Regions from separate parts of the Homo sapiens genome. Here all the other regions are linked to region 3. A link is a loop called in an ENCODE intact Hi-C map of the cell type or tissue named here. Cell type or tissue: GM12878. All regions are shown on one strand. Each heading gives the region's core, and the rest is flanking DNA. Links, peaks and the distances in the headings are about the cores only.

Evidence for each region. A loop is a pair of places that touch in the nucleus more often than their neighbours do. Peaks named below come from ENCODE experiments on the same cell type or tissue, not always from the same donor. Only the 100,000 strongest peaks of a DNase experiment are listed, where the experiment ranks them.
Region 1: it touches region 3 in a loop (6-fold over the local background); 52 of 110 quality-filtered maps call a loop at or near these places.
Region 2: a loop joins it to region 3, with 4 times the contacts of the local background. A loop is called at or near these places in 3 of 110 quality-filtered maps.
Region 4: a loop joins it to region 3, with 6 times the contacts of the local background. A loop is called at or near these places in 18 of 110 quality-filtered maps.

What each region holds. Positions count from the first base shown.
Region 1 is chr11:59,279,627-59,287,498 of GRCh38, reverse strand. It overlaps the pseudogene LOC643709. Among named protein-coding and RNA genes, the nearest start is that of MPEG1, 71 kb to the right of the region's middle. In GM12878, for the core only: a CTCF peak has its summit at 2,784 (motif pointing right); DNase peaks (open chromatin) are centred at 2,908 and 3,296; H3K4me3 peaks cover 1,718 bases; H3K27ac peaks cover 1,633 bases.
Region 2 is chr11:59,555,820-59,563,691 of GRCh38, reverse strand. LINC02739 (long intergenic non-protein coding RNA 2739) reads left to right here. Exons shown (of 5, transcript NR_187292.1): 2 at 1,108-1,173; 3 at 2,449-2,556; 4 at 2,815-3,039; 5 at 3,126-3,394. TRK-TTT3-4 (tRNA-Lys (anticodon TTT) 3-4) reads left to right here and starts at 3,285; the gene lies at 3,285-3,357. LOC102723575 (a long non-coding RNA gene) reads right to left here. Exons shown (of 4, transcript XR_950136.2): 4 at 2,946-3,033. It overlaps TRK-TTT5-1 (tRNA-Lys (anticodon TTT) 5-1), which reads right to left and starts at 7,263; the gene lies at 7,191-7,263. It also overlaps TRF-GAA1-3 and the pseudogene RNU7-58P. RefSeq lists silencers at 6,147-6,276, 7,113-7,303, 7,287-7,336. In GM12878, for the core only: no CTCF peak of the experiment used is centred there; DNase peaks (open chromatin) are centred at 2,611 and 3,231; H3K4me3 peaks cover 2,953 bases; H3K27ac peaks cover 1,240 bases.
Region 3 is chr11:59,203,498-59,211,369 of GRCh38, reverse strand. DTX4 (deltex E3 ubiquitin ligase 4) reads right to left here. Exons shown (of 9, transcript NM_015177.2): 9 at 2,782-6,694. The coding sequence ends at 6,461. It overlaps MPEG1 (macrophage expressed 1), which reads left to right. Exons shown (of 1, transcript NM_001039396.2): 1 at 1-2,860. The coding sequence ends at 655. Among named protein-coding and RNA genes, the nearest start is that of MPEG1, 5.5 kb to the left of the region's middle. In GM12878, for the core only: CTCF peaks have their summits at 3,251 (motif pointing right) and 4,552 (motif pointing left); a DNase peak (open chromatin) is centred at 3,139; H3K4me3 peaks cover 2,698 bases; H3K27ac peaks cover 3,247 bases.
Region 4 is chr11:59,426,590-59,434,461 of GRCh38, reverse strand. No RefSeq gene overlaps it. Among named protein-coding and RNA genes, the nearest start is that of OR5A2, 4.1 kb to the right of the region's middle. In GM12878, for the core only: a CTCF peak has its summit at 4,344 (motif pointing right); a DNase peak (open chromatin) is centred at 4,341.

The sequences.
Region 1 (7,872 bases), core at 883-5,882, 76 kb before region 3:
CACCACCATTCTGGCTGTTGTCATCACCCTGGCCATCTGTGGCACCCGGAAATTCAAGAAGAGGGGATACTTGGCATTTTGGAAGAGGCAGAGTTTGGTTCCAGGCACTGCAGCAACTGGAGACAATCCTGACGAAGAGCAGGGGCAGAGTCCAGCTTAAATCTCTCCCTGAAAAGGGTTTCTCTCATCTCCAAACAGCATGGTCATTTCTGATTACTTCTATTTTCCTAAGTGTTGAAATGGCAAGTGCAACCAAATCACACAGAAATTTGTGACTTCTTGTTTAGGTCTCTGGGCCAGGCAATTCATATTGCTACATGGACAAGGGTGGGGTTGGGGAGAGGGAACAGTTGGGACTCTTGAAGCAAAAGCCATCCTGGGACTAAAATAAGAAGCAGGTGTCCTTTCCCAATGTATCACTTTCTTCACCTGAATGCATTTGTGTAAAAACAGAGAAGGGGGAATGTTAACATTTGGATTTGGAAACTATGCATTTACTCTGAAGTCTGCAGTGGTTTCCAACGTGTGTGCTGTAAGAATTTCTGCTTAAATGCATCTCTCTCTCCTCTCCCACACCCCCTTTAAAGTTGTCTGGATTTCATGCTTCTAGAGCCTGGCAAAACCCTGAAAAGACACAAGTCCTGCTTGGCCACTGTTTTTTAACTTTTAGGGCTCCCTGTTGACAGACTGTGTTATCTCCTCCATGTCATCTAAACAGCATCTGAAAAGAAAGATGTTGCCTGCACCAATTCCACTTTTTTCTAGCTTCCCCATGAAGTCTTCCTTAGACCAGACCACTCTTGGACTTCTGACTAGTGTCATGAAGTCCTCCAAAAATATTTTAACATACAAGCTTCTATTAGTAGGTCAATGGGGAAGGGACAGTTTGTAGACAAGGAGTAAGGAAAGACAGATAAAAACTGAAAAAGATTCTCATGCTCAGGAGAAACTGAAATTCTTACCCACAACCAACTACCTGATTCCGTCCTGTTAGCTCATCACAAATGGGGCATTGAAAGGAGCTGTAGATTTGGATAGACCAAATTTTATGGTTTTATGTTCTATGTTACCAAAGTACAACCCCTTCCTCTTCCAAGGATGGTCCTTACCCTTCCCGTCTTCCTGCTATATGCACACACACACACACACACACACACGCACATGCCACATTTCAATAAGTTTGCATTGTTCTGGGTGTGAAAAAGGCAAGAAGTTAAAGTAAGCCCACATCTAAGTATTATTTCTTCCCTAAGACCAAAACAGAGTAGGTAACACCAATTATGGACCCTACTTTTTTTCCCCACAGAAAGGGAGCTGACACGATCAAATCCATGTTTTCAAATGAACTGAAAAAGGCATCCAGCACCATTTGTAACACATTTATTTCAGTTCCAGGCTGAGAGCCCTGGGGCAGTTAGCAGGACACATGATTGTCAGCTGGCAACAGTTGGGGCTTTACTCAATTTTAATACCAATCTCATCTGATTGTAATTACTCCACCACTGTCATGTTCCTCCACAAAATGTTTTTTAAAGGATACATTTATTCACTGAATCAAATATCATTACTGATTTATCTTCTATGAAGGATGACTGTTCTCTTTGTTAATGTTCACAATCAAGATCTTGGGCTGAAAAGATCATCCAAGGAGTCTGAAGTATCACAGCGTGTGGGAAGGTGGGAACCAGGATACCCATTCATTTCCAACTGAGATACAGAGAAGTGAGTCACAGAATTTGAGCCCTGCTCTCCTGACTGCCCAGCCAAGGACACTGATTTCTATAGCCCCTTTACTTAACTCTGCCTCTTAAGCATTAAAACGTTCTTCTAAACCTCTGAGTGTTTTGTGGGTTCTGAGTGTTTTGTACGTTTTAGCCAAGTTAACCACTTGTCTGCAAATACTGACTTTCCTATGAATTCTTTGAAGATTATTGAGTCAGAAAGGAAAAATACAGCCCCAAATTCCCAGACTTTTAATGCATTAACTGCCTATTGAAATGAGAAGTTCTTCACAAACTTATATTCCCACTAACAAGATCGCACATAAATATGCATTAAAGTATGTACTAAGAAACCCTCTGTCCAACGGCTCATGCATATGAAGTCCGAACATGGGAGTTTGCCAGTTGCATTCATCAAGTCGTTTTGCGGAGTCAGATCCCTGATGGAAGAGCTCACAGGCTCTGCCTTCCAAGTCCTGGGTCCCTAACTGGTAACCTTAGGCTAGGGTCTGTGGGGAGACCAACCCTGGCTTCCAAGAAAACCACATTCCATGGACTATCAGAAATAGACACAGATTTGGGTGACAAAGGAGGCTCTGCATTTACATTTTATTTTTGTGTTCTTGTCAGTTTTGAGATGATTAACATTAAACATTTATTTGAGAAACAACAGGCAGAAGCAACAATTCAAACATACTTCATATTGTAGTCAGGCGAAGGAACCTTTAAAAATGAACATTCACAATTTTAACGATGGTTTTTCTCCCACATGTTCACTTACTTATTTTCCCAGCCATATTGTCTGTTCCGTTAGGTGAAGAGTCTAACCAGGTCAAATGTGTGGGTGAGAACAATGTGGAAGATATATTTTTTAAGTGGGTGCTGAAGGGACTTTTCCCGCATCCAGTGGTAGGGCTTGTGGTTGCCCTCAGGAAGACAACCCAAATCCCTCACAGAATAGGTGCACTAATCTACAAAAGGCGGAAGGTTAACAACAGCAACAATTTTGTGGTTGTTCATTTGCCATTTATTGTTCTGCACAGACACCTCATGAACACCAGGTGGCGATGTCCTCTCTCAGAGCAACACCAAAGACTTCAAAACACTCCAGTTACAAACCGAACAATTCACATTAGGACATTCACCTGCCTCTCCCAGAACCCCCAATCTAATGCCGGGGACCACAGAGAAGGAAAGGGGTCAGGGGTTCTTTCTTGTACCACATGCGCATTCCCCCAATTCTCTCATGCATACAATAGTGCATCACCAAGACGAGTACTTTTGACCAAGTATAAAACCACACAGACAACCAAATTTAACAAAAAGCGGAAGAGAATGAAAACACAAAGGCACCCACAGCCACGTATACACAATTAACCTTTTAGGGGATGGGCACCTGACGAGGTTTGTCTCCACTTACATTTGCCATCCCTGGAGACTCTGGAAGGGAGAAACTAGGCTGCTGGTGCTAAGACCATGAAAGGGAAGGCATGGAATCCCCTACTTGGGCCAGGAGAGCACAGCAGGGCTTCTGGTGGGAAAACACCCTGTGTCAAGGTAGTAGATGCACAGGGCTCAGCTGGCAGGGTTCTCACTGAAATCTAGACTGCACCTTTCCAGGTTGGCACAAGAGAAAGGGCAGAGGAATGCTCCCCGCCTTGCTGGGCGTAGTGTTAGAAAGGAAATTCAAGATCCCTACTGCCCAGAAAGCCACACAAGAACAGCACGAGGAGGAGGAAATCTCACTGGACATCTGCAGAGAGGACAAGAAATGGGGCACCCACACAATCAAAACCCCAGGGGAAAAGGCTTGAAGGTATGAAAACGACCTCTCCAAGTGGTATTGCCACAGGCACAGCGGCTCCCTTTCCATCTTGAGTCCTCTTCCTTCTGCTCCTGGCCACCCCTTTCCCCACCTATACTTTCTTCTCCCTGACGTGGGGAAATTGATCTCTCCCCAGTGCCTAATTCCATTGTGAAAGTCCGTCTTCTTTTCTTCCCCACCTCCTACTGCCTCACTGTGTCTTTCTCCCCAAGAACCCTCAGCCTATTTCTTCACCCCTCTGTGGCCATCTTTCTGTGGCCTAGAAGTCCAGCAGATACTTGACCAGGTTGCTAAAGGCAGAGATGGCATGAGACTCTCCAAATTATATCTGGTAACCTGGCAATGGGCATCGGTGTGACATTAAATATCGCAGGGATGGCTCTTTTATTTAACTCAGGTGTTTCCTTGCTGAGTGTGGGAGGAAATTGCCCTGTGGTTCAGTAAGCTCGAGACCATTATCACTCTGGAGGTACTTAGGCAGTCCAAAGCAAATAATTATCTCATTGATTAGTACTTTTATTACCTCAGAGGCTTTCTCTGTCTGGCATGGGAATACTTCTACCCACTTACTGAAGGTATCCACCCATACGAAGAGATGCTGGATGTCCCTTATCCTTGGAATATGGGTGAAATCCATCTGCCAGTCTTTCCTTGGAATAGAATAGCATCCTATTCTTTGTGTTCTGGGGGAAGAATCTGTTAGTTGGAGTTATTTTTAAGGCAAGCCTCATAAACATTAAGTATCTGTTTGATCGTTTTAAATAAATTTTTACCTATTGCCATCCTCTGATTGTCACCATCCTGAGAGCTGAAAGCTCTTTCCCTGAGAGGTGGTCCATTATGTCTCCACAGGAGAATATTGAGGGTTTTTCTTTTATGGAGCCCTTCCAGATCAGGGGGACCTCAAGTGGATCAGAAATACGGGGCACTCTTGCTGCCAATTTAGCTTGGTCTGCCAACTTACTTCGCTCAGCTATTTTATCTGTCCCCTTTTGGTGGCCTTTACAATGTATTACTGCCACTTCCCATGGAAAGAAGATTGAGAATAGTAGCCTGTCAATTTCCTGATGGTGTTTAATGGGAGACCCATTGGCTGTGAGGAAGCATCTCTCTTTACAGATAGTGCTAAGGGCATGGAGAACTAAGAAAGCATACTTAGTATAAATATTAATTGCTGTATTAGAGTTCTCTAGAGGGACAGAACTAATAAGATATATATATCATATATAAGATATATATGATACGTATCATATATATAAGATATATATTATATGATACGTATCATATATATAAGATATATATAAAATATATATATGATATATATATAAAATATATATATGATATATATATATATATATATATATGATTTTCTTATTAACTCGCATGATCACAAGGTCCCACAATAGGCCATCTGCAAGCTGAGGGGCAAGGAAGCCAGCCTGAGTCCCAAAACTGAAGAACTTGGAGTCCAGTGTTTGAGAGCAGGAAGCATCCAGCATGGGATAAAGATGTAGGCTGCGAGGCTAGGCCAGCCTAATCTCTTCACGTTTAGCAGGGCTGGCAGTTGATTAGATGCTGCCCACCCATATTAAGGGTGGGTCTGCCTTTCCCACCCCACTGACTCAAAATGTTAATCTCCTTTGACAACACCCTCACAGGCACCCACAGGATGAATACTTTGGATCTTTCAATCCAGTCAAGTCGACACTCAGTATTAACCATCACAAGTCCACCACTTGTCAACTTGAACCCATACACATCTCCTAAGATCATACATAATCTTCAAAAAGGACAATAATAAAGTCATAACTACACCTAACATAATACAACTATCCTTCATACAACTGGAAATGCACCAATCCCCAACCCAAATACTATTACATAAAGTTAACAATACTTAAATTCTGATATGAAGTCAAAAAATCTTATGTCACATGATAAAGGAAAACTGAAATGAAATGAAGATATTTTCTTAGTAGAAGTGTGTACATGCACAAACATGTTTTTAACAAAAGAAGGAGGAAATCATAATGACAACTACAGTCCTCATTTCTGCAGCTCATTATATGGTCATAGCTGGTATTGATAACTACTTTCTTCTACTACCCATTCTGTATTCCCTTTGCCTTCAGCAAGCACCTCAGCAGGTTGTGGATTTTTTCCTGGTGGAGTGACCAAAACCTTTATTTCTGAAGGGTCTGGGCCATTTGTAGTTCTGCCTAGATTGGACTGTTACAGTTTTCCATTGACCTTAATCACAGGGTATGGCAATACTAAGGAGAGACCCTAATGGATCTCATGTATTCCATGCATACTCTTCCTTACCTCCATTGTGGAATAGTAGACTGATTTCGTCTTGACAGTCCGGGTTAATCACCCCAGCCAACACTGTAACTCCCTTCTTATCCTGTTGACTTAAAAGTAGGAGGAGCTCAAAGTGTCCAGGTGGCAATCTTAACTTCCAGTTTAATGGAATCATTGTTGTGTCAGCTGGTGGCAGCCTTCCTCCCTCTGGAACTAAGTCCTCTAGGCCAGCAGAACATAACATTGTGGAAACAGGAAGTAAAAATTTTGCTACTGAACACTAGGGGTGGTGGTGAGTGGTGCCATTTCCACTTTCACCCCTTGATTCCTGGACCCGTAAATCTTGGCTGTGGGAGAAACATATTGGATGCTGATTCAGAGCATACGCAGCCTTCTGGAGAGCTTTGTCTCAGCCCTGCAAAGTATTGTCACCTAGTTGACATTGTAGTTGTGACTTCAAAAGGCTATTCCACCGTCCTATCAATCCAGCTGCTTCAGGATAATGGGGAACATGGTAAGACCAGTGAATTCCATGAGCACAAGTCAACTGCCACACTTCTTTAGCCATAATGTGAGTGCCTTCATCAGAGGCAATGCTGTGTAGAATACCACGATGGTGAATAAGGCATTCTGTGAGTCCACAGGTGGTAGTCTTGGCAGAAGCATTGTGTGCAAGGTAGGCAAACCCATATCTGGAGTAAGTGTCTATTCCAGTGTGGACAAACCTCTGCCCTTTTCTTAATGGAAGAGGTCCAATATAATCAACCTGCCACCAGGTAGGTTACTGAGGCTGATTACTCTGAGGATTAGTGCCATATCGAGAGCTCCGTGTTGGTTTCTGCTGCTGGCAAATTGGGCACTCAGCAGTGGCCATAGCCAGTACAGTCTTGATGATTGAAAGTCCATCTTGCTGAGCCCATGGGTAACCTCCATCCCTACCACCATGGACACTTTGTTCATGGGCCCATTGAATGATGACAAGGGTGTCTGGGGAAAAGCTGAGTGGTGTCCACAGAACTTGTCACCCTATCCACTTGATTATTAAAATCCTCCTCTGCTGAGGTCACCCATTGGTGAGCACTCACATGGGATACAAATGTCTTCACAGTTTTTGACCAGTGAGAGAGGTCCATCCACACACCTCTTCCCCAAATTTCTTTATCATCATTTTTCCAATCACGCTTCTTCCAAGTCCCCAAATACCCAGCCAAACCATTGGCTGCAGTCCATGAATCAGTATATAATTGCACATCTGGCCATTTCTCCTTCTATGCAAAGTGCACAGCCTGGTGCACTGCTCGAAGTTCTGCCCACCGGGAAGACTTCCTTTCACTGCTTCAGGGATGTCCTAGAAAGGGGCTGCAGTGCTGCAGCTCTCCACTTTTGGGTGGTGCCTGCATATTGTTTGTGAACCCAGGCCTTAGTCTTCTCTTCATCTGTCAACTGATCATAGGGAACTCTCCATGAGGCCATCGGCTCAGGCTTGGGGAGAGAAGGCGGGGTGACAGGAGTGGAGACCACGGGCATTTGAGCCACTTCTTCATGTAACATACCTGTGCCCTTGGGACCTGCTCATGCGCGATCACATATATACCACTTCCATTTGATGATGGAATGCTGCTGTGCATGACCCACTTTATGGCTAGTTGGGTTAGAAAGCACCCAGTTTATGACAGGCAGTTCAGGTTCCATGATGACTTGATAACCCTCAGTCAAACGTTCAGTTTTCATGAAAGCCCAGTAACAGGCCAAGAACTCTCTCCAAAGGAGAATAGTATCTGCAGAAGATGGCAGGGCCTTGCTCCAAAATCCTAGAGGCCTCTGCTGTGATTCACCTATGGGGGCCTGCCAAAGCCTCCAAACAGCAACCCTATCTGCTACTGACACCTCAAGCACCATTAGATCTGCTGGGTCATATGACCCAAGTGGCAGAGCAGCTTGTACAGCAGCCTGGACCTGTTGCAGAGCCTTCTCTTGTCTGGGACCCGACTCAAAACTGGCAACCTTTTGGGTCACTTGATA
Region 2 (7,872 bases), core at 1,019-6,018, 350 kb before region 3:
TAAGAGCAAAGACTGGAGTTTCTGAAGAAGAAGGAATTCTCCTAAAAACTTTGCTATAGGCCAGGCGCGGTGGCTTACGCCTGTAATCCCAGCATTTTGGGAGGCCGAGACGGGCAGATCACCTGAGGTCAGGAGTTGCAGACCAGCCTGGCCAACATGGTGAAACCCCATCTCTGTTAAAAATACAAAAATTAGCCAGGCATGGTGGCGCATGCCTGTAATCCTAGCTACTTGGGAGGCTGAGACAGGAGAATTGCTTGAACCTGGGAGGCGGAGGTTGCAGTGAGCCAAGATTGAGCCACTCCACTCCAGCCTGGACAACAGAGCAAGACTCCATCTCAAACAAAAACAAACAAACAAAAAAAACTTTGGTATAGAAAACCTGCCTTCCTGAGTCTCCAGCTTACTGCCCTGCTGAATTTATTTATTTATTTATTTATTTATTTATTTATTTATTTAATTTTTTGAGAGGGAGTCCTGGTCTGTCACCCAGACTGGAGTGCAGTGGCGCCATCTGGGCTCACTGCAACCTCTGCCTCCTGGGTTCCAGAGATTCTCCTGCCTCAGCCTCCCAAGTAGCTTGACTACAGGTGTGCACCACCACGCCTGGCTAATTTTTGTATTTTTAGTAGAGACGGGGTTTTACCGTGTTGGCCAGGCTGGTCTGGAACTCCTGACCTCAGGTCATCCACCCGCCTCAGTCTCCCAAAGTGTTGGGATTACAGGCATGAACCACAGCACCTGGCCTGCCCTGCTGAATTTAAACTCAAGATGGCAACCTTAACTCTTATCTGAATTTTCAAACCGTTAGTCTGCCCTACAGGTTTTGGGTTTGCTGACCCCCACAATGTGTGAACCGAGCTCTTAAAATAATCTTTCTCTACCTCTGTTTCTATCTGTCTCTGTCCTACTGGTTCTGTTTCTTTGGAGAACCTGACAGCATGCTTTAAAGTGTTACTTATACACACAGGTAAGAGTGAAGAATGAGATTGTTACTATTGTTCTGAGCAAAAGCCAACCACCTTGGGACCAAAAGTGGGAGGCATATTCCTAGGAAATGTTGGGCCTAGCCTTTGCCCTAAAAAGGCAAGCCCTGTCTGTTTTCAGCCTGAAGAGGAGAGGGGGAATCCTGGTGAGAAGCATTTGGAATTCAAGCTCAGAGAAGAAGACACGGTATTTCTGGCTGAATCACATTTCCTGCATGCCTGCACACTCCTACTCACCTTTCAAGGCACAGTTCTAATGCCTTACCCCCTGCCAGGTGCTACTCTGCCTTCCTTCTAGTGATTTCTCTGGGTTACCAAAGGTCTTGCATATTTCTCTATTAAAGCATTGATTAAAAGCCATCTCGGCTCACTGCAACCTCTGTTTCCTGGGTTCCAGCGATTCTCCTGCCTCAGCCTCCCGAGTAGCTGGGACTACGGGTGTGCGCCACCGCACTTGGCTATTTTTGTATTTTTTGGTAGAGACCAGGTTTCACCATGTTGGCCAGGCTAGTCTCAAACTCCTGACCTCAAGTGATTGGCCCGCCTCGGCCTCCAAAGCGCTGGAATTACAGGCGTGAACTACTGCTTTGGCCAAGCTGCATTCTCAAAGGTGTAAAGGGTAGAAGTATATACCACCCGAAAATATGCCACTCCGGCCTAAGGATTATTTTGCGCTAAAGGCAATTGGGAAGAAGCTGATTAAAATAAAGCTCCATAGCCTCCCCCTATCTGCCTAAAAGCAGGATATACATTTACAAAGTCGTTCCTCCTCCTTTCTCTACCAGGAAGGACAAAGGTTGATAACCTAAGACAACTTTAGGTCCTTAACAGCTTGGAGACGTGAACAGAGGGGACCACAGAAGTACATTTAACAAGCTTTAGGAACCTGCCTTTATCTAACATTAATTTCCCATATATTTGCTTTCCCACAATTTGCTGTCCCTGGAGACCCGAGGTCCTTTCTTTTTGCTTTCTTTTTTTTTGTTTTTTTTGGGACAGAGTCTCGCTCTGTCGCGCAGGCTGGAGTGCAGTGGCGCGATCTCGGCTCACTGCAACCTCTGCCTCCGAGTTCAAGCGATTCTCCTGCCTCAGCCTCCTGAGTAGCTGGGATTACAGGCGCGCGCCACCACGCCCGGCTAATTTTTGTATTTTTAGTAGAGACGAGGTTTCACCACATGTTGGTCAGGCTGGTCTCGAACTCCTGACCTCAGGTGATCCGCCCACCTCGGCCTCGCAAAGTACTGGGATTACAGGCGTGAGCCACCGCGCCCAGCCTTTAAGGTCCTTTTCCTTTGTGTTGTCACTTCTCCAAAAACGTATTGTTCTTTGTTGACGATGCTGTATAAAATGGAGTTCTCAGCCACACCTTTAGAATTACTCATTCCCTGGGTATGTCCCATGTATATATGAAATGCACATGTTAATACACTTGTTTTTCTCTTCATTCTGTCTGTTGTTACAGGAGTCCCAGCTGAGAACTCAAACTGGTAGAAGGAAGATTATTTTTCCTTCTCTATAGGTGCTTGGAGGTAACGAGGGGAAAGGAGTTGAAAGGAAGGTGACATTTCAGGTATTGATGGGACAGCACGTGCGAGGCCTAGAGGACTGAAAGTTCTTGATGGGATCTGTCAGAAGAAAACAGCTGCGTGTACAGGGGAGAAGTGGGAGGGGCGGGTCGGCTAGCGAGCTGAGACGGAGCTGCGCGTGCGTCGAAGTCGGGGCTGTGGGGGCGGGGTGGGTCCGGGGCGCGCTCACCGGATCGCCGGCGAGCTACGGCTACCACCCGTCATCTCTTTTCAGCTAATCTGCTTCGCGCTACTTTTTTGAGGTGGGCACCTGGGATGGAGGCAAGGAATCACGAAGTGGCGTCTCCTCGGAAGGGGCAGCCTGATGTCTTTAACCACTGAACTGTGGTTTCCAACTGGATGCGCTTTGGGTTCAGGGCTAAGACACGCGTAGGCGGTGCAGACAGTTCAATTCGTGGGCGGCTTTTTCTCTCCCCTGCGCGGTTTTGCAGAACTGAGGATTCACGTTTGCCACGCAGTCTCTAAATGTAAGGAGAACTTGCTTTATTTAACGAATGTGTATTCAGCTGCCAAAGAACAAGCTAATCACCCTTCCTCCCCACGCCCGACTTAGCCTCCTCCCAGCCCTCGCCGGATTTCTGCATCGGAATTGGATTGGATCACACACAAAAGAAGAGCCCAGGAACTCGTTCACCACCTTGCACCTTGCCTGTTAGTTCACGGCATAATGGTAACAGAGTCTTCATTAATGGAAGCAACGTTACTACCGTGAGCCCGGATAGCTCAGTCGGTAGAGCATCAGACTTTTAATCTGAGGGTCCAGGGTTCAAGTCCCTGTTCGGGCGGTATCTTTTTTTTCCTCATTAAAAGAGTAAGAACCAATTTTAGGATCTTTTGTTTGTTAACACACTGCAAAAGAAGGGAATAAAGTCCTGGATTGTGTAAACTGCGACCCCAAACACTTCTCGGAGGGTAAGCCCTCTATGGGGATAGGCCTTTGTGCAGAGGTATACGGGAAACTTCTAATCCATCACTTTGGGGGCTGTAATAGGCAGATTATTCTGTAGCCACCAGCCGGGCTGCTGTATCCCAACAGCGGATATATCAAAGGACCAGGCCGCCACAGTGACAGCCTCTCTTCGCTCCCCTGTGATGGCTCCTGCTGACCCTCCCTCTTGGGTTCTCTCCGATTGGGTGCCTGAGGAATATGGCTGGGATCCTGTACCTTCCCAGCCCTCCTTACTACCTTAGGAAAGAGTTTTCTGCACTATAAAAAGGAAGTGATGATCATCTAGAAACTGAAGCCCCAAACTGAGCCGTTCCCCTCATTAAACCAGGTCAAATCCACCCCTGACTCCCCTCTCAAAAGTGTGATCTGAACAAAGGAAGAAGTTGAGGTGGAGACAGCAGCTTCTGTTGGTGGGAGGAAGAGGGTGTGTATTAAGAGAGAGCGTATTCAAGGGACTGAAATGGGAAAAATGAAATGTTAGTGCTCCCCTACTACAAATTAAAAAGGTAAACAGGCGATCTTAGCGCTTTGGGAGACCGAGGCGGGCGAATCACAAGGTCAGAAGTTCGAGACCAGCCTGGCCAACATGGTGAAGCGCCATCTGTAGTAAAAATACAAAAACAATTAGCTGGGCGTGGTGGCCGGCGCCTGTAATCCCAGCTACTCGGGAGGCTGAGGAAGGAGAATAGCTTGAACCCGGAAGGCGGAGGTTGCAGTGAGCCGAGATCGCGCCACTGCACTCCAGCGCGGGCGACAGTGCGAGACTCTGTCTCAAAGAAAAAAAAAGGCGGGGTGTGGGGAAACATCGGCTTCTGCAGCGGTTTTTAGAATGTAAGGTCATCAAGGTGAGCTAATTTCCCTGTGAAGTGAAGGGACCGGTTGCATCCCTTGCTTGGCTAATGATGGAGCCTTCCTGGCTTCAGCCAGGCAACAGAAGAAAGTCGGTCTTGATCTCCTCATTGACAGGATGGGGATGTGGGCTGAACGTGTAAGAGGCTGCCCTCTTAGCTGGTGGACTGTGGTGCCCAGTGAGTCCTGATTAGTGGGGAAAGGCCAGGATGGCGACAGCACCCAATCGTGAGGCAGGGCCTTCACCCTGCCCACAGGAATGCTCTACCGTGGTCCACACAGATCCCAGCATTACCTCCCGCTCTCTAAAGCTCAGTTTCCCCAGGAGAAAGGGAATAATAATAGCTTCCATCTCATAAGCTTGTGATAATTAAATGGGATACCAATGCATGTACTGTGCTTAATAGCCTAAAAGCAAGCATTCAAAACACGGTAGCCATTATTATAATTATTGTTTTTATTTTATTTTCCTGTGAAAACCAGAAAACCTGCTAAACAAATTCTGAAAGAGCTGTAACACTGTTACCATAATTCTTAAAGAGCTTTCAATCTAACGATGAAACAACAGATACATATTGTAATAGGAGAGGAACCATTACAAAGAAATATGTGCCCAATATGCCCATATTCAGATGACTCGAGTTGACTAGTATGTGCTGGAGGGACAGCGATCCTCGCTGCTCCTAGGAAGAGTGGGCTGGGTGGGCGAGGCGAGCTTCTTTATTGAGGAAAGTAAATCTCAGGGTTCAGAAGGCATTCCAGGGAGAGAAACAGGTAAGTTTCTCGAATTTTTCTCCTTCTTCCTGAAGGAGTCCCTTCGAAAGCGATCAGTTCCACTTTTGGCGATCTTGAAAAGGGGAATCTTTTTACTCCAACCAGTTTCTGAATGAGCAAGAACAGACCAGGCTGGAGCGAGAGGACAAGGGTGGAGAGCTCTGGGTCCCCCCAGTCTTTCCTCCTTTCCCTCCTCCAGTTCATTCCCTCTCCAGCCATGGTGTTTAGTTTAGCCTTTGATGCTTTGGAGCCTCCCTAATAGTTCTAGGTGATTGGTGGCACATTTGTTATTCATTAAAAAATTTGTATATTATCATATCAATTAAAGGCAGGCGTGGGGGAGGACGGAATTGAATGCAATGCTGTAGATCCCTGCTGGACACACAGTAGGTTCTTAGAAAGCGGCGGTTCTTACTCTTATTAGGGCCCTGGGAAGAGAGAAAGCATGAGGAAGACAACACAATGTGGCCTGGGAAAAGGCAGAACGGGAAAGTTTCCTCACATGAAAGGAATTAATTTTCTTACTGATTGCTCTTAAAACCTCAGGGCTAAAAATAATACAGTTTGGAAGGTGAAATGAAGAACTAAAAGCCTGGAAGTGGGAGGAAACAGGATTATTATTATTGTTATTATTATTATTTGAGACGGAGTTTCGCTCTTGTCGCCCAGGCTGGAGTGCAATGGCGCCATCTCGGCTCACTGCAACCTCCGCCTCCCAGGTTCAAGCGATGCTCCCGCCTCAGCCTCCTAAGTAGCTGGGATTACAGGGGCTCGCTACCACGCCCGGCTAATTTTTTTTGTATTTTTAGTAGAGACGGGGTTTCACCATATTGGCCAGGCTGGTCTCGAACTCCCGAGTTCAGGTAATCCACCCGCCTCGGGCTCCCAAAGCGCTGGCATTACAGACATGAGCCACCACGCCCGGTTTTTTTTTTTCTTTTAAATTTCCTTGACAGGGCGGGACTGTCTCATGTCTTCGCCGAAATAGCTCAGTTGGGAGAGCGTTAGACTGAAGATCTAAAGGTCCCTGGTTCGATCCCGGGTTTCGGCAGACCTTTTGTTGGCTCAACCCCTTTGAACAGACAGGGCTACGGTCCACTTCTTAGCCTCTCTGGAGGCTCGCCTCTCTCCCCAGTACCCTTGCACGTTTGCACCTACGCCATACACACCCAGAGACGGCTGTTCTCCTTGTCTCTTAGGCGGGCAGAAACTAATGAGACGAAGTATTTAGTAAGGTATTATAAGGATGCAAAGAATAAGCTCGAGAAATCAGAAGTCAAAGTCATTATGAGGATGCATGATGAACTTAAGCCTCTCAAAGGAATCAGAAGTCGTAGAATGATTTCTTCCCAGTTCCGTAATCACCCTATTTATACTACTGGATGTTAAATGGCAATACGTGGCACAAGATTTGTTATTGAGGTGGCCAACACGCCTGTTCCACAGGCGGAAGGTCTTGGGTTTGATCACCAGTATAGTCAGCTCTCTGGGGCTGCACGTTTTTTCATCGACGACAGACATGAGGACAGTGTTCAAAAGCATTAGTCTTTACCGCAAGAGACACAAGTCAGGGGCCCACCAGAGCATTAAGAATCTGGTGAAGGACTGCGTCCAGTTGGAGATGTAGGAATCTTGCGTCTTTACGTGTCTTCATCTGAAATATTTCTTGAGTCTCAGTTTCCTCATCGCACTTTTAATAAAAAGTGCCTGAAAACATTCCTCGGTGCCAAAAGCTGCACAATTCTTGCCAAGAATATTACTAATTGTGACTCTGACGATGTGTTTATTGATCTGTTTTGAATATAAAATACAATTTAAAAGAAAAAATATCCTAAGACAAAGCAACGTATAAAGGTTGGAAAAGAAAAGCCTGCTATTGGAAGATAAAGTTTCTTGGCATTTTCCACACGTTTCACTTCTTCCGGTAAGAACCCACTAGCAAGTTCTGGTTTCCCTCAAGGAGGAGGCACCCCAAGCGGGTTTCACATAACGTTCCTTTCTCTCAGCCTCGCCCAAATCCATTTTATTGGAAACTAAAACAGCATCCGCCCGAACAGGGACTTGAACCCCGGACCCTCAGATTAAAAGTCTGATGCTCTACCGACTGAGCTATCCGGGCCCCTGAAGAAAAGCGTTTGCTTAGTCTATCCACAGGAAAATAGGCCACGTGGCCGCATTCTTTCCCTTCGCGATTACAATTCTGAGTCTTTTTGCTGATTTCTTGAGAGATGAACCGGCAAAATTGACAATGAGCAGGCGTTCAGCAAAATCGAGTCTTCATTTCTCCTTTTCTCCCATCATAGACGATAAAGACCCAAAAAGTAACCTCCTTCCTGACCTGCTCCGCGCCCTTACTGGAATTTCCCAGGAGGAATCCTCCCAGATTTAAGACATTTGACCGGGCCTCCGGGTAAACAGCGGGATTGCTAATTCCAGTTTTGGTCTTTGAGGAGTCAGTCCTAGAGCTTCTTGTGGGAGAAGCAGTGATGAAAAATTAGGTTTCCAATAATCGATTGGACTCAGTAAGTGGCTACTTACTGAGTGCAAACCGCACTCTCGGAACTAAGCAAGTACTGGGGCCGCAAAGACAAAGTCTCGGCCCTCAGTGGAACTGGAAGACGCGCAAAACAGAAGACCCTAGTCACGCGCGTTGGTGGTGGGATGCCAGCCTTTGCGGACCCCGGAGGACTTGGTCGGCACCCGAATTAAGAGCCAAGTTTTCCAGGGA
Region 3 (7,872 bases), core at 947-5,946:
CGGCTACTTTCCACTGAGACTCTTTGAAAACCTCAAGGTATGTGTTTCTCAGGACTATGAGTTGGGAAGCAGGTTTGCGGTCCCCTTTGGCGGGTTCTTTAGCTGCACAGTTGGGAACCCCCTGGTAGATCCTGCTATATCCAGAGATTTAGGGGCACCGTCTCTGAAAAAGTGCCCCGGGGGCTTCAGCCAGCACCCAGCCCTCATCAGCGATGGATGCCAAGTGTCCTATTGCGTCAAATCCGGGCTCTTCACAGGAGGGTCCCTGCCCCCTGCCAGGCTCCCACCTTTCACCCGGCCACCCCTCATGAGTCAGGCTGCCACCAATACTGTCATAGTGACCAATTCTGAGAATGCGAGATCCTGGATTAAAGACTCCCAGACCCACCAGTGGAGGCTGGGAGAACCGATAGAGCTGCGGAGGGCCATGAATGTCATCCATGGGGATGGTGGTGGTCTGTCAGGAGGGGCTGCAGCTGGGGTCACAGTGGGGGTCACCACCATTCTGGCTGTTGTTATCACCTTGGCCATCTACGGCACCCGGAAGTTCAAGAAGAAAGCATATCAGGCAATTGAGGAAAGGCAGAGTTTGGTTCCAGGCACTGCAGCAACTGGAGACACCACTTACCAAGAGCAGGGGCAGAGTCCAGCTTAAATCTCTCCCCGAAAATGGTTTCTCTCATCTCCAGTGTGGTCATTGCTGACCACTCTGTTTTCCTAAGCATTGAAATGGCAAGTGCAACCAAAAGTAGGTATATTCGTGACTTCTTGTTTAGGTCTCTGGGCCAGGAAATTCATACTGTTACATGGATAAGGTTGGGATTGGGGAGAGGGAACAGTTGGGACTAGAAGCAAAAGTGATTCTGGGACTAAAATAGGAAGCAGATGTCCTTTCCCAATGTGTGTTGCTGTCTTCACCTGAATGCATTTGTGTAAAAATAGCGGAGGGACAATGTGAACATTTGTATTTGGAAGCTATGAATTTACTCTGAAGTTTGCAGTTGTTTCCAATTTGTGAGCTCTAAGAGTTTCTGCCTGTAAGAACTACTCTCCTTTTATTTTGATTTTTAAAAACCTGTCTGAATTTCACACTCTTAGAGCCTGGAAGAGCCCTGAAAAGACACAAGTCTTGCCTGGCTACTGCTTTTTAACTTTGAGGGCTCTATGTTGACAGACTGTTATCTCCTCTGGGTGACCTCAAACATCTGAAAAGAAAGATGTTGCCTGTGCCAATTCCACTTTTTCCAGCTGCCCCTTGATGAACACTCCCTTATACCAGACCACTCTTGGACTTCTGACTGGTGTCATCAAGTCCTCAGAAAATATTTTAAGTTATTTTAAGTTATTAAGGAAGGGATGATTTGGAGACAAGGAGTAATGAAAGATGGGTAAAAACTGGAAAAGATTCTGGTGCTAAGTACTACCCCTTCATCTTCCATGGATGGTCATTACCTTTCCTGTCCTCCTGTTATATGAACACACACACACACACACACACACACACACACACACACGCACACACATACCACATTTCAATAAGTCTTCATTGTTCTGGGTCCTTACCTTTCCTGTCCTCCTGTTATATGAACACACACACACACACACACACACACACACACGCACACCACATTTCAATGTCTGCATGGTTCTGGGGGTAACAAAGGCAAGAAGTTAAAGTAAGACCACATTTGAGTATTACTTACTCTGTAGAATCAAAACAGAGTAGTTAACACCAATTATGCAAACTACTTTTTTTTCCAGCAGAAAGGGAGCTGACATGATCAAATCCATGTTTTCAAATGAACTGAAAAAGGCATCCAGCACCACTTATAACACATTTATTTCAGTTCCAGGCTGACAGCCCTGGGGCATCTAGCAGGATGCATAATTGTCATCTGGTGAGAGTTGGGACTTTGCTCAATTTTAATACCAATCTCTCCTGATTGTAATTACCTCCACTACTTTCATGATCCCCCTACAATATTTTTTTAAATGATATATTTATTCACTGAATCAAATGTCATTAATGAGTTATCTTCTGTGGAGGATGACTGTTCTCTTTGTTAATGTTCACAATCAAGATCTTGGGCTGAGAAGAGGCCCTTCACCCAAGGAGTTTGAAGTATCACAGTGTGTGGGAAGGTGGGAACCAGGATACCCATTCATTTCCAACCGAGACACAGAGAAGTGAGTCACAGAATTTGAGCCCGCTCTCTTGACTGCCCAGCCAGAGACACTGATTTCTGTAACCTCTTCACTTGATCCTGCCTCTTAAGCATTAAAACATTCTCCTAAACCTCTGAGTGTTTTGTGGGTTCTGGGTGTTTTGTACATTTTAGCCAAGCTAACCACTTGTCTGCAAGTACTGACTTTCCTATGAATTCTTTGAAGATTATTGAGTCAGAAAGGAAAAATATAGCCCCAAATTCCCAGGCTTTTAATGCATTACATTAACTGCCTATTGAAATGAGAAGTTCTTCACAAACTTGTATACCCACTAACAAGATTGCACATAAACATGCATTAAAGTATATACTAAGAAACCCTCTGTCCAACGGCTCATGCATATGAAGTCCGAACATGGGAGTTTGCCAATTGCATTCATCAAGTCGTTTTGCGGAGTCAGATCCCTGATGGAAGAGCTCACAGGCTCTGCCTTCCAAGTCCTGGGTTCCTAACTGGTGACCTTAGCCTGGGGTCTGTGGGGAGACCAACCCTGGCTTCCAAGAAAACCACATTCCATGGACTATCAGAAATAGACACAGATTTGGGTGACAAAGCTGGCTCTGTATTTGCATTTTATTTTTGTGTTCTTGTCAGTTTGGGAATGATTAATATTAAACATTTATTTGAGAAACAACAGCCTGTAAATAATTTAAACACACACTATATTGCAGCCAGGCAAAGAGACCTTTAAAAGTGAATATTCGTGATTCTAAAAGTGTTTTTCTCCCACACGTTCACTTACTCATTTTCCCAGCAATGTGGTCTGTTCCTTTAGGCAAACAAAGTCTAGCCAGGTCAAATGTGTGGGTGGGTAATATGTGGAAAATTTGTTTTTAAGTGGTTGGGGAGGGACTTCCCCCACCCAGTGGCAGGGCTTGTGGTTGCTTACAGACTCAGGGAGGTAACCCAAATCCCTCACAGATAGGTGCACTAATCTACAAACAGCAGAAGGCCAACAAGAGTAACAATTTTGTGGTTGTTCATTTGCCATTTATTGTTCTGCAAAGACACCTCATGAGCACCAGGTGGCGATGTCCTTTCACGGAGCAACACCAAAGACTTCAAAAACATTCCAGTTACAAACAGAACAATTCACTTAGGACATTCACCTGCCTCTCCCAGAACCCCCAATCTAATGCCGGGGACCACAGAGAAGGAAAGGGGTCAGGGGTCCTTTCTTGTACCAGTGAGCCTTCCCCCAGTTTTCTCATGCACACAACAGTGCAATACCAAGACGAGTACTTTTGACCAAGTATAAAACCACAGAGAAGACCAAAATGTACAAAAATGGGAAGAGAATGAAAACACAAAGGCACACGCAGCCACAAATACACAATTAACCTTTTAGGGGATGAGCATCTGACGAGGTTTGTCTCCAATCCAATTTGTCATCCCTGGAGACTCTGGAAGGGAGAAACTAGGCTGCTGGTGCTAAGACCATGAAAGGGAAGGCATGGAATCCCCTACTTGGGCCAGGAGAGCAGAGCAGAGCTTCTAGTGGGAAAACACTCTGTGTCAAGGTAGTAGATGCACAGGGCTCAGCTGGCAGGGTTCTCACTGAAATCTAGACTGCACCTTTCCAGGTTGGCACAAGACAAAGGGCAGAGGAATGCTCCCCGCCTTGCCGGGCACAGTGTTAGAAAGGAAATTCAAGATCCCTACTGCCCAGAAAGCCACACAAGAACAGCACGAGGATGAGGTAGCCCCTACTGGGCATCTGCAGAGAGGACAAGAAAGGGGGCACAGACACAATCAAAAGCCCAGGGGAAAAGGCTTGAAGGTATGAAGTCGACCTCTCCAAGTGGTATTGCCACAGGCACAGCGGCTCCCTTTCCATCTTGAGTCTTCTTCCTTCTGCTCCTGGCCACCCCCTTCCCCACCTATACCTTCTTCTCCCTGATGTGGGGAAACTGATCTCTCCCCAGTGCCTAATTCCATTTTGAAAGTCTGTCTTCTTTTCTTCCCCACCTCCTACTGCCTCATTGTGTCTTTCTTCCCATGGACCCTCAGCCTATTTCTGCATCCTTGCGGCCAAGAAGCTCAGCAGATACTTGACCAGTGTGCGAAGGTAGAGACGGCATGAGGCTCTCCAAGTAATCTCTGTACATGGTAACCTGACAAAGGGCATGGGTGTGATATTAAACACCGCAGGGATGTCTCTTCCATTTAGTTCAGGTGTTTCCTTCCTAACTATGGCAGGAAATTGCCCTGTGGTGCAGTAACCTTGGGACCAGTCTCCTGGTCTGCTGGTGAGATACAATGGCTGCCTGCCGACAGGAGACACAGGGACAAGGATGGCAGAGCAATTCCTCCCATCAGAGCTCCCTCTGGTGGAGCTGATCAACATCCCTGTAACCATTTGGAAAGAGAGCAAAGGCTCAGCACCAGCACATCCACAGAACTGGGTGACAGGCAGGTGAATCGACTGACAGGCAGGTGAATCGACTATCCACCCCAATGTCAAAATGGCTGGAGGCCTAACAGCAAGCAGCTATGGGGCTGGCTTTATGAAAGATTGGCCTCCAGTTCCCATCTAAGTACCATTTTTGAAGGTTCTCTTGTTTCCATTTTTCTAGCATCAAAAACCTTCCAAATATTATGAAATATATATGCATATATATATATATATATATACGTCAAACCCCCAAAACATGAGGTATATAAATTCAAATTAGTATCCAGAGGAACTTCCCCCAAACACATAGTTCAAAGAACCCACTTTCAAAGGGGGAATTGGGTTTCCCTTCTTGATCCCCCCTGTTCTCCTCCCTGGCCCCCAATTCGTTCCTTACTGGGAGCCAAAGGCAATAAGAATGTTGGGGAGGAGATAGGGTCTTGGGACACAACAAGATGCAGATTGGACCAGACCATATTGTGATCCCAACTCCATTAGGAATGAGCTAAAGAGATTCTCTCCCTGCTGTAAGTCAATCTATAATAGATGAGGGAGATGAGGGACCCAGCAGCTCTGGGCTCTGATTAGCAAATTTGCATGGAAACAGATTGAAGCCTTCATAGAAACAAGACTGGATGGAGATGAGCTCTGATCCAATCTTGAAAAGAAATATAAAAGGATGAGTTCAGCCCTCACCTCATTGCATCTCCCCAGGCACAGTTCTGTCTTCATTGGGGTTTCAGTTCACTACGGGATAGGTTGGCAACAGGTGAGGAACGTCAAAGGACCACAGCCTGGCTGTTGGAGCCCCATCAGAACTGGGGTTTGGCATCTTGCAAAACAGAGTGCAGGGACATGACGGGCCTTCCCTTCAAGCTGGCCCAGCAATGCACACACGCCCACACACACACGCGCATGCACAGACACAGAGGGCACAGAGCCCAGCATGGGCTCCACTCACAGTGACTCGATGAAACTCATGGAATCTTTGAGCTGGTCTAGAATGAGTTGGGAAGAAGGCTGTGGGCTCCTCTCCCTGAGGACAGTTCAGATGCTCAGTGGGATGCAGGCTCTGGTTTGATCAGAGAGGGTCTAGAAACAGCATCATGGGATGCCACTCCAAAGAGGAACCCCAGAGTCCATCCATCCACATGAGAGAACCAGATGCCTCTTTGGACAGGTGAGAGCTGTGAGGAGGAGAGGAGGGCCCAGAGAAGCCAAGGACTGTGATGACAGCAGAATGTGCTCCCAGAGGCTTTTCCTTCTCCGACCCTCTTGGGAAGAAGTGCTTCCTTGCTCTACACCAAGGCATCAGTTTCTGATGTCACAGCAGTTTAGTGATTCACCCCTTTGCCCACCCCCCAACCTTGCACAGTGAGAGCTCCCTGCCTCCAGCAGAGGGAGAATAGCAGAAACTCCAGTCTCAAAGCAGAGTGGAAGTAGCAAGAAGCCGGCTGAGGCAAGAAACCCCGGCTTCCCAAAGCCAGGATATGGAGTGCCTAAGCACTGCCCATACCCTAGGTGTGCTGACCATGCCCCTACTTGGGAGGTGGGGTAGGGAGGGGATTCCTGCCTACCCAGCACCAAAAACTCCATGGGAACAGACCCAGGATGGCCCTCATCCCATCTCCCTTTGTGTTGGATGAGATTTATGAATGATGTCGCTATATTCAGTCTGGCTCCCACTGTGGTTGGGAGGGATGAGGGATGGACACAGGGCAGGAGGGGAGGATAGAAAGTTGGGAGGGCAGGACACCAACTTCTTCTACATTGACTCACTCTCCTCACTTCCTGTCCTGCAGTCTCCATGGCCCCTCCCACCTCAAAGCTTTTCTGGCCTCAGTCCTTCTCCTGGGCAGTGCTGTCCTCAGAGATGCCCTGGGCAGCCAGTTCAGCCAGCACATTATCCAGGTAATTGGCATCTGGGTAGCCATGGCCAGTGAGATTAGAGCCAAACTCTGTCTTGTGGTGGACCTCATTCCAGATGACGGTGTCTGACTCGCCTGTGGTGCTGGAGGTGCCAATGGCAAAAATGAGGCGGCGATCCCAGGCCACGAGCAGCAGCTTCAGAACCTAGAGGGATAAAAGTGGGACATGAAAGGCAGACATTAATTGGCAGTCAAAGACTATCCCTTGGACGGTAGAGAATCCTCCCAAGGGCCCCATCCCTTCCTGCATCATGATACCCTAAGCAGCCCAGGGGAAAGAAAGAGATTTGGACTTGGAGTTTGGGAGCTACAGGCTGAGTCCTGGCTCTGTCACTGAATAACTGTGTGACCTTGGAGAAGTTATAGCACCTCTCTGAACATTAATTTTTTTATGAAATGGCAATGGTACAATCTGCCTCTAAACGTTGTGAACATCTTACTGGACACTCCATGAAAAGTATTTTCACACCAGTGCCTACAACGCACTAATTGATAAATGTTATCTGCCAACATAACGGCTGCATTTTGAAAGACAGGATCTAGGAGTTGAAGGCGCTTATGATCTGAGAACTTCTGAAGTTCTGCCCTTCATTACTGCCACCACTACCTCAATGTAGTATTAATTTATCCAAAGCTGAAGCTGTGCACTATTTTTCTAGTGACATCTTGGAGCACTCTGACTTTCTCGAGGTGAGAAAACTGAGGCTCAAAGAAAGTTTTGGGGCTTGCAGAATGTTCTAAATCAGTTAAATTAAAAAAAAAATGTTTGTTGAGCAAGACTAGTGGCTAATGCCCTGTTCCAGGCCTTGGTCAGAGTAGTGTCCAGCATGAAGAAAAAGCATCCAGTGAAAATGTCTTGGGTTGAAAACTGAACTACTGTAAACATGGTATGGGCTGGAGGAGAGGAAACCATAATAGTATTAGTAATGAAAGCAGACATTAGAAATATGAGCTGCTATTTCCTGAGTGTTTACTTTCTCAGTGTTGGGCATTGGGACATATAATCGTTACAGTAATCAGATGATATAGGTATGCCCATGTGCCACACATAGTGACATTTTGGTCAATGACTGAACACATATGCAATGGTGATCTCACAAGATTACAATAGAGCTGAGAAATTCCTATTGCCCTGTACTTACTATACTGTACTTTTAATCATTATTGTAGAGTGCACTCCTACTTATTTACGAAAAGAAAAGTTAACTGTAAAACAGCCTCAGGCAGTTTCTTCAGAAGGTATTCCAGAAGAAGGCATTGTTATCATAAGAGATGACAGTTCCACTCCTGTTATTGTCCCCAGGGCCTTCCAGCAGGATAAGA
Region 4 (7,872 bases), core at 1,275-6,274, 220 kb before region 3:
ACATATATTTTGCCCATTTAAAAAATTTCTGAAATGTAAAACTTAGTTTTGAAAGTTCTTTATATATGCTACATACAATTCCTTTATCAAATATATAATTTGAAAATATTTTTTCCAATCTGTAACTTGTCTTTTCATTCCACTAATATTTTTTGAGAGCAGAATCCTCAATTTTTGCAATGTCTCATTTATCATTTTTCCTTTTATTAATTGTGTGTTTGGTGTAACACCTAGGAAATCTTTGCATAATGCAAAGTCATAATGATTTTTTTCTATGTTTTCCTCTAGAAATTTTATAATTTATATTTTACATTTAGTTGTATGATTTAATTACTTGTGTATGGTGTGAAGTAAAAACTGTTTCATATTTTGGCACAGTGGCATCTAATTGTCCTAGCATTATTCGTGGAAAAGTATATTCTTTCTCATTTGAGCTGTTTTTTGCATATTGATGAAAGTCATTTGATTGTAAGTATGTGGGTCTATTTCTGTTCTTCAGAACAGAACTGTCTATTCTGTTTCATTGATATATGTATTCTTTTCTTTCTCCAATATCATACTTTCTTAATTATTGTAGCTGTATGCGTATCTTTTTAAAGCAAGTAATGTGTGTCCCTCAACTTTGTTCTTCTATTTCAAAACTATTTTGGCTCTTCTAGTTCCTTTATCTTTCCATAAATATTTTATTTTATTATTTTTATTTTTTCAAAATGATCAGCATCAACATAAAAATTTTTAGAATCAATTTGAAAATATCTACAGAAAATCCTGTTGATATTTGATTTAAAATGTATTGAATATAGGATCTATTTTGGGGGAATTGATATTTATTATGGCACTACATTGAGTCTTCTAATCCATACACATGCTATATATCTCCACATATTTAGATAATTGGTTTCTTTCATCAGTGTTTTATAGTTTGCTGCACACAGATCTTGTACTTATTTCATTAGGTTTATACCTAAGTATTTCATGTTTTTAAAAATGCTATTGTATTGTAAATGATACACTTGAAAATTTCAATTACCAATTATTTACTAATAGTGTTCAATTACTAATTGTTAATTACTAGCTCAATTACCAATTGTTTACTACAGTTAATTTTTATAATTTGACTGTTTATTGGGGCACTGCTTAACTTACTTATTAGTTCTTGAACCTATGCTATAGATTCTTTGGGATTTTCTACACTCATATTATTTGTGGATGATATGGTTAGGCTTTGTGTCCCCACCCAAATCTCATCTTGAATTGTAATCCTCAAGTGTTGAGGGAAAGACCTGACGGTAGGTAACTGAATCATTGCGGTAGTTTCCCCCATTCTGTTCTCATGATAGCGAGTGAGCTCTCATGAGATCTGATGGTTTTATAAGGGGCTCTTCCCGCTTCGCTGTCTCACTCTCTCTCTCCTACTGCCATGTGAAGGAGGTCCTTGCTTCCCCTTCACCTTCCACCATGACTGTAAGTTTCCTGAGGCCTCCCCAGCCATGTAGAACTGAGTCAATTAACCTTTTTCCTTTATATATTACCCAGTCTTGGGAAGTTCTTTATAGCTATGTGAAAACAGACTAATACATTGTATAAAGGAAGTTTTATATTTTTCTTTGCAATCTATGTAACTTTTACTTATTTTTCCTGCTTTATTGATAAGAACTCCAGTACAATGTATAAAATGAATGGTGAGAGCAGACATCATTGCCTTTTTCCTGATCTTAGGAGAAAAACATTTAGTTTTTTACTAGTAAGTGTCATAATAGCTGTAGGGTATTTTTGTTATTAACCTATGAACTATATCAGATTGCAGGTGTTCTTTCTAATCCTAGTTTGCCAAGAGTCTTTATCATAAATGGATGCTGGATTTTTTAAAAGACATATACTGAATTGATTGATTTTATATATTTTCTCCTTGATTTTCACTTTATTGATAAAGAGAGATTCATTGACTGATTTTAAAATGTCGAACCAGACTTACATATTTTTGAGGATAAATCCAACTTGGAAATATGTATATAATGTATATCCCTAACCAGGTAGTTGGATTTGAGAGAAGGTAATTCCCAAAGAACCTAATTCTAAGAGAGAGAAGAGAACAAGAGCCATGCAGTCGATCTTCAGGAGTGGAATCCTAAAGCAGAAGCAGTTGCAATTTTCAATTCTAAAAGCCAGGGTAGCCATGGGAGGCAGTTCAATAAAGACATAGCCAGGAGTTACTCTGGTACCAAGGAGGAGTCACCAGCTGCATTTGTTTATTGTTTTCTTGCCTTCAGCCCTCACAGTTGTAGGTGAAAATATGTTATGTATGTATGTGTATGTGTGTGTGTGTGTGTTGGGGTAACAGAATGGACATGAGAGATGGTAGGCTCGTTGTAATCGTCAAAGATTCTCTCTCCCTCTATACCCTTACATGTGGGAATAATCCTCAAAGTCTTGTCTGTGGTCTGTTTTTCATCTTCTACACATTTTACCTAGGCTCTTTCCTCTTATCTCAGAGTTTAAATTAATAATGCTATGTATAACCACTGTTCTTGCCCACATCAGCTGGAAGACTGAAACATGATCACAATAATAGTTATCAGACAAAGTTTCCAGGGTGTCTTACTACCCCAGATTCCTTTGAATTCCTTCTATACCCACATAGTCCTCAAAATTCCTCCTAGTTCTGGAAGCCATCAGGGAGTGGCTCACATACTCTTTGTATAATAATCTACTATTGTGTTATCTATTGTTTTCCTTCTTTCCTGTTATGGATCAGGATGGTATTTCCTGCAGATAGTCACCATGTCACTAGCTCTGATGCACAACAGTGTCTCATGGCTAAGATGCTGGCATTGAAGACACAGGTATCTGCATTGAGAGCATCATACCCTGATGCTACCCAAACTGCTGGCATTAGTACTACTTGCACGTCAATACTCTTTTCAGTTTCTTTTTTCCAGCATTCTTTTCCCAGTCCCTTTGGGCCAGGACTCAGGAATGTGTCTTTGGGCTGGGCTGAAGGATAATTTAAGTGATAGAAAACTGGTTCTTTCCAGAACCTCCTTTCTCTTCTGAGCTCAGGTCATTGTTCTGAAAGTAGATGAGTACCTTGTGATTCTTTTCTTTTGAGATGCTCCCTTTAAGAGTTCCTGAGGGAAATTCATTTCAATGGATGTTTAGTCAGTGCAATGTTCAAAGCCTTCTTGGAAAATTTATACTCATGATGTTGTCAATTCATATGAGTCCTCAAATACCCTGATAAGTAGAGAAAATTGTGCTTTATTTTTTGCATTAACATTATTTAAAATCTTCACTGCAACTTTCACTATATCAATGATTAAGCATATTTTCATTTGATTTGGAATTAACACTTAAAATTTCCTAATGATTCATTTTTTAGTTTAAGTTTTACCTAGCAATTTAATGAGAGTTTAATATTTTCAAGTGTTTTTCAGGGGCATAAAATTTACATTATTTACAAATAATTAGGGCTATGATAATACTAAGTACATGAATAATAAAAATGACCCTGAAACCTAAGGTAATTGTTTATTAAAAAATACTGTGCCAAGATTGACTAAAAATGAAAGTTTTTGAAAACCATATCCAAATTAGATGACATTTTAATGAAAACATATAGCTAACTGGTATTTAATAAAAACATATAGTTAGCCAGGGACAACAATAATATAGATTCTCATGCTATTTCTAATAAACTAATTATCAGAATATTACAGCTGGAGATGTTTCTTCTGAGACAAATGGGCAATTTAAAAATCAACATGATAACCCCTCATGTTTGAATAGATTATATAATGGTTTTCATATAGATTGTATATTATATGCTCTTCACACAAACATACAATGTTGATATATTTGGTGCACTTTCAGAGATAAAGGAAAAGCTTATGTAAGATCAACTGAGGCATCCAAGACCACACACTGGCAATCGGATGGATTTCAGCCCATGACGTGTGGTCCCCACTACCAATTATTTTTACTTCTGATGCCTACTCTTCTCATTTGCTCTCTTGTTATGTCATTGTATCTCTTTTTAAATATTTAAAAATCTGCTTTAAAAAAATTATACCATGAATGTAAACTTATGACATACCTGTTTTCAGTTACGTCACCCTTATCCAAACATATTTGCTTATTATTGTTATTTACCATTTACATTATGCTTAGTATGTTGCCCCTCTCCCTGATCTAGTTTATTTCTCAGAATTGAACTTCATGATAATATTGAGTTCAGGTGCTTGAGAAGCACATGGTACAGTGCTTGGATCACAGTGAGGATGTAATGTGTTTGAGGATGATCAATCACTATTGCAACTGACCCTACAATTTAGGCATATTTCCACTAGGTGGCAGCAACATTCCATACGGATAAAAACCAATAGGTGCTTGGTTTTGACAGACAATGGTTTAGTAATTAAGTTATCTTAGCAGTAATCATGCTGTTTGAGTTTTTAGAGGTTTTCTATTCTAGCTCTTTGGTTTCAGAATAAAAAAAGTTGAGGTCCAGAGAGGGGTCAAGAGAGATCAACAGCGCAATCTGCCATAGTAGAATGGGAATTATAATTCAGGTCCTATGATGCCTTTGCGCTTTCCCTCTTGTATAAATTGTTAAAGACCTCTAAAACTTTTCAATATACCTTCACTTTGGGTTTGTTAGAGATGTCTTGTGAAAACACTTTGGATCCATATCAGGTTGAAATTTTTCCTAGTCGCTAGTGGAAGAAATGCACCCTGAGATAACTTTTCAAATTCCAATTTGAGAGTTAAGATGTTTTACTACTAAGGATATTTGGATTTTTCTCTGGGTTTTCTTTGAAATGATTCAAGTAAACTCATTAAAATAGCTATGCTAAAATGTTAAGCTAAAATGAAAGTAAATCATATTTCAGGAGATGCTGTCAGAGAACAAACTCTAAGATGCATAGAATCCTAGGGAGATAAATTTTGAGTTGAACATCAAAGCACTTCCAATTCTAAACACTTATAATTCGATATGGAGTTTATTTGCCTTTATGTGCTATTTGCTTTCATACTTTTTTATTGTGGTAAAAAGCATATGACATTAAGTTTACCATCTTTATTAGTTGGGGTTCTCTAGAGAGACAGAACCAGGAGGATGTATGAATAGATAGACAGATAGATGAATAGATGGACAGATATTAACAGATGGGTAGGTGAGAGTGGGTTTATCAGGAGAACTGGCTCATGAGATTATGGAGGCTGAGAAGTCCCATAATGTGACATCTGCAAGCTCAACAATCACAGAATCCTGACTTCCTGAGCATGGTTCAGTCTAAGTCCAAAGGCCTCCAAACCAAGAAAGCCAACGGTGTAACTCTCAACATGAGGCCAAGCACCTGATAAATTAAGGGGCTACTAATGCAAATCCCAGACTCCAAAGGAGACCCTGGAGATGTGATGTCAAAGGAAGAGAGAAAGATATCTCAACTTCAGAGGAGAGAGGGGGAATTTACTTTTCCACTGCTTTTTTGTTCTTTCCAGGCCCTCAACTGATTGGAGGGTGCCCATCAACATTGAGTGAGGGTGGATCTTCCTTACTCAGTCCACTGGTTCAAAACATCCTCTGTCTTACAGACATACCCAGAAATAGTGCTTTACCAGCTATCTGGATATCTCTTAATCCAGTCCGGTTGACACCTAAAATTCACCATCACATCATCTTAATTATTTTTAAGTGTAAACGAGTAATATTAAATATATTCATATTGTCCCGTAACATATTTCCTTTGCTACTTTCTGATGTTCACTGAAACTTCTGCTATTTTGATCAAATTTGATTTTTTAAAGTAAGGGCATGAAGAGTTTATGGTTTTATCCAGATGGATTTAATAGGATGACTTTCTTCCTCATTCTCAGATTTCTTATAGACTAGGTTAATAAATACATTCTGAGTCCTCATTCTGCATTTTTCTGTCCAATGCAGACATTGTTAATTTATAATTTGTTCTTTTTTTATTTCAATAGCTTTAGGGGTACAAGTGGTTTTTGATTACATGGATGAATTCTATTAGTGATGAATTCTGAGATTTTAGCGTACCTGTCACTCAAACAGTGCACACTATACCCAATATGTAGTCTTTTATTCCTCATCCCACTTCCACCCTTCCCCCTGAGGCCCCAAAGTCCATATCACTCTGTATGTCTCTGTGTTCTCACAGCTTTGCTCCTACTTATAAGTGAGAACATACAGTATTTGGTTTTCCATTCCTGAGTTACTTCATGTAGAATAATGGCCTCCAGCTCCATCCAAACTGGTGCAAAAGAAATTATTGCTCTTTATTCTTAAGATTCTCAATCTTACTTTGTAGATAGTCATTATCACTATAATCAGAGTTGCCATGACAGATGAAATCTATCACTACCCTATCTTATCAGCCTTTTCTTTTTCTTTTTCTTTTTTTTTTTGAGACGGAGTCTCTCTCTGTCGTCCAGGCTGGAGTGCAGTGGCGCGATCTCGGCTCACTGCAAGCTCTGCCTCCCGGGTTCATGCCATTCTCCTGCCTCAGCCTCCTGAGTAGCTGGGACTACAGGTGCCCGCCACCACGCCTGGCTAATTTTTTTTTTGTTTGTATTTTTAGTAGAGACGGGGTTTCACCGTGTTAACTAGGATAGTCTCAATTTCCTGACCTCGTGATCTGCCCGCCTCGGCCTCCCAAAGTGCTGGGATTACAGGCATGAGCCACCGCGCCCGGCCCTTATCAGCCTTTTCTAATCCTAGAAAAATGTATCCTTCATAACTGTGAGATCTACCTTTTAAATTTCCCAGATCTTAACTCAGTATCAAACTCTTTCATAGTTAGTTGGGGTTTACTCTTTCAGCATCAGAATTTCCTAGGACAGTTTATCTTCAAACTTAGATAAGAATGTTTCTTTTGAGGATGGACTTCCTTGCCTTTTCATGTTCACAGTTGATTCTTGAAGACATTTACCTCCGTTTCTGTCAACAGTCTTAGTTGCTAAATTTCTTCCCTAAATTAAGCCTGTTACCTTGTAAGTCAAGAGTCTCAGTAATTATACCCCTTTATATAGAAGACATTTCTCTCATTTAATTTTTTTTCTTTTGAGACTGAGGATTGCTGACTTAGTCTCCATGAAATAGATGAATTCATTTTTTATAAACTTTATTTCTGAAGAAAACATTTAAAAAAACAGGAAATCAATGTTTTGAAACATCAGACTTTCAGGGCTGGAGGAATTCTTGGAGAGTGAGCCCAATTCACTCAGGCTGGAGGGGTTAATTGACTTGCCCACAGTGACTCATCCAGGTAGTGGCATTGCTGGTAGTAGCACCCAAAATATTAAAAAGAGAAAAGAAGAGCCCCATCAAGCCCTTCATCCCATCCAGCCTCATTAAAAAAAATAAAGAGAAAAGAAATCTTTTCATCGTGATGCAAATAAGTCACAATAAAAAGATAGAAAGGAAAGACATATTTTTGGCCATGACCCAAGAAACAGAGTTAATGACATCATTAGTTTACATTCATTGAGTGATTTCTGTTTGTTAGGCACTGTGCTAAGCCTTTCTTATTCACAGCTTATTTAATTATCACAACTCTGTTGAGGTAGGTATTCTTGTTACACCAGTTTTACAAATGAGGGAGTTGATAAGTTTAAGACATTAAACAACATTGAACATGTTTATATTGATAAAAGGGCAGAGCCAGAATTTAAACCCAATTCTCAGAGTTGGAAACATGTGTTTCTAACCAGTATATTTCAGCACAAGGCTTGGTGTGTTTATGTGTGATTTACTTCTGATGAAATTTCTTTTAAGCAAAAGGCATCTACTAACCCAGCAGGGAGTCTTCCTGGACTCAAATCAGGGAAAGCTCAGAGAAGAATAGGTAGGGG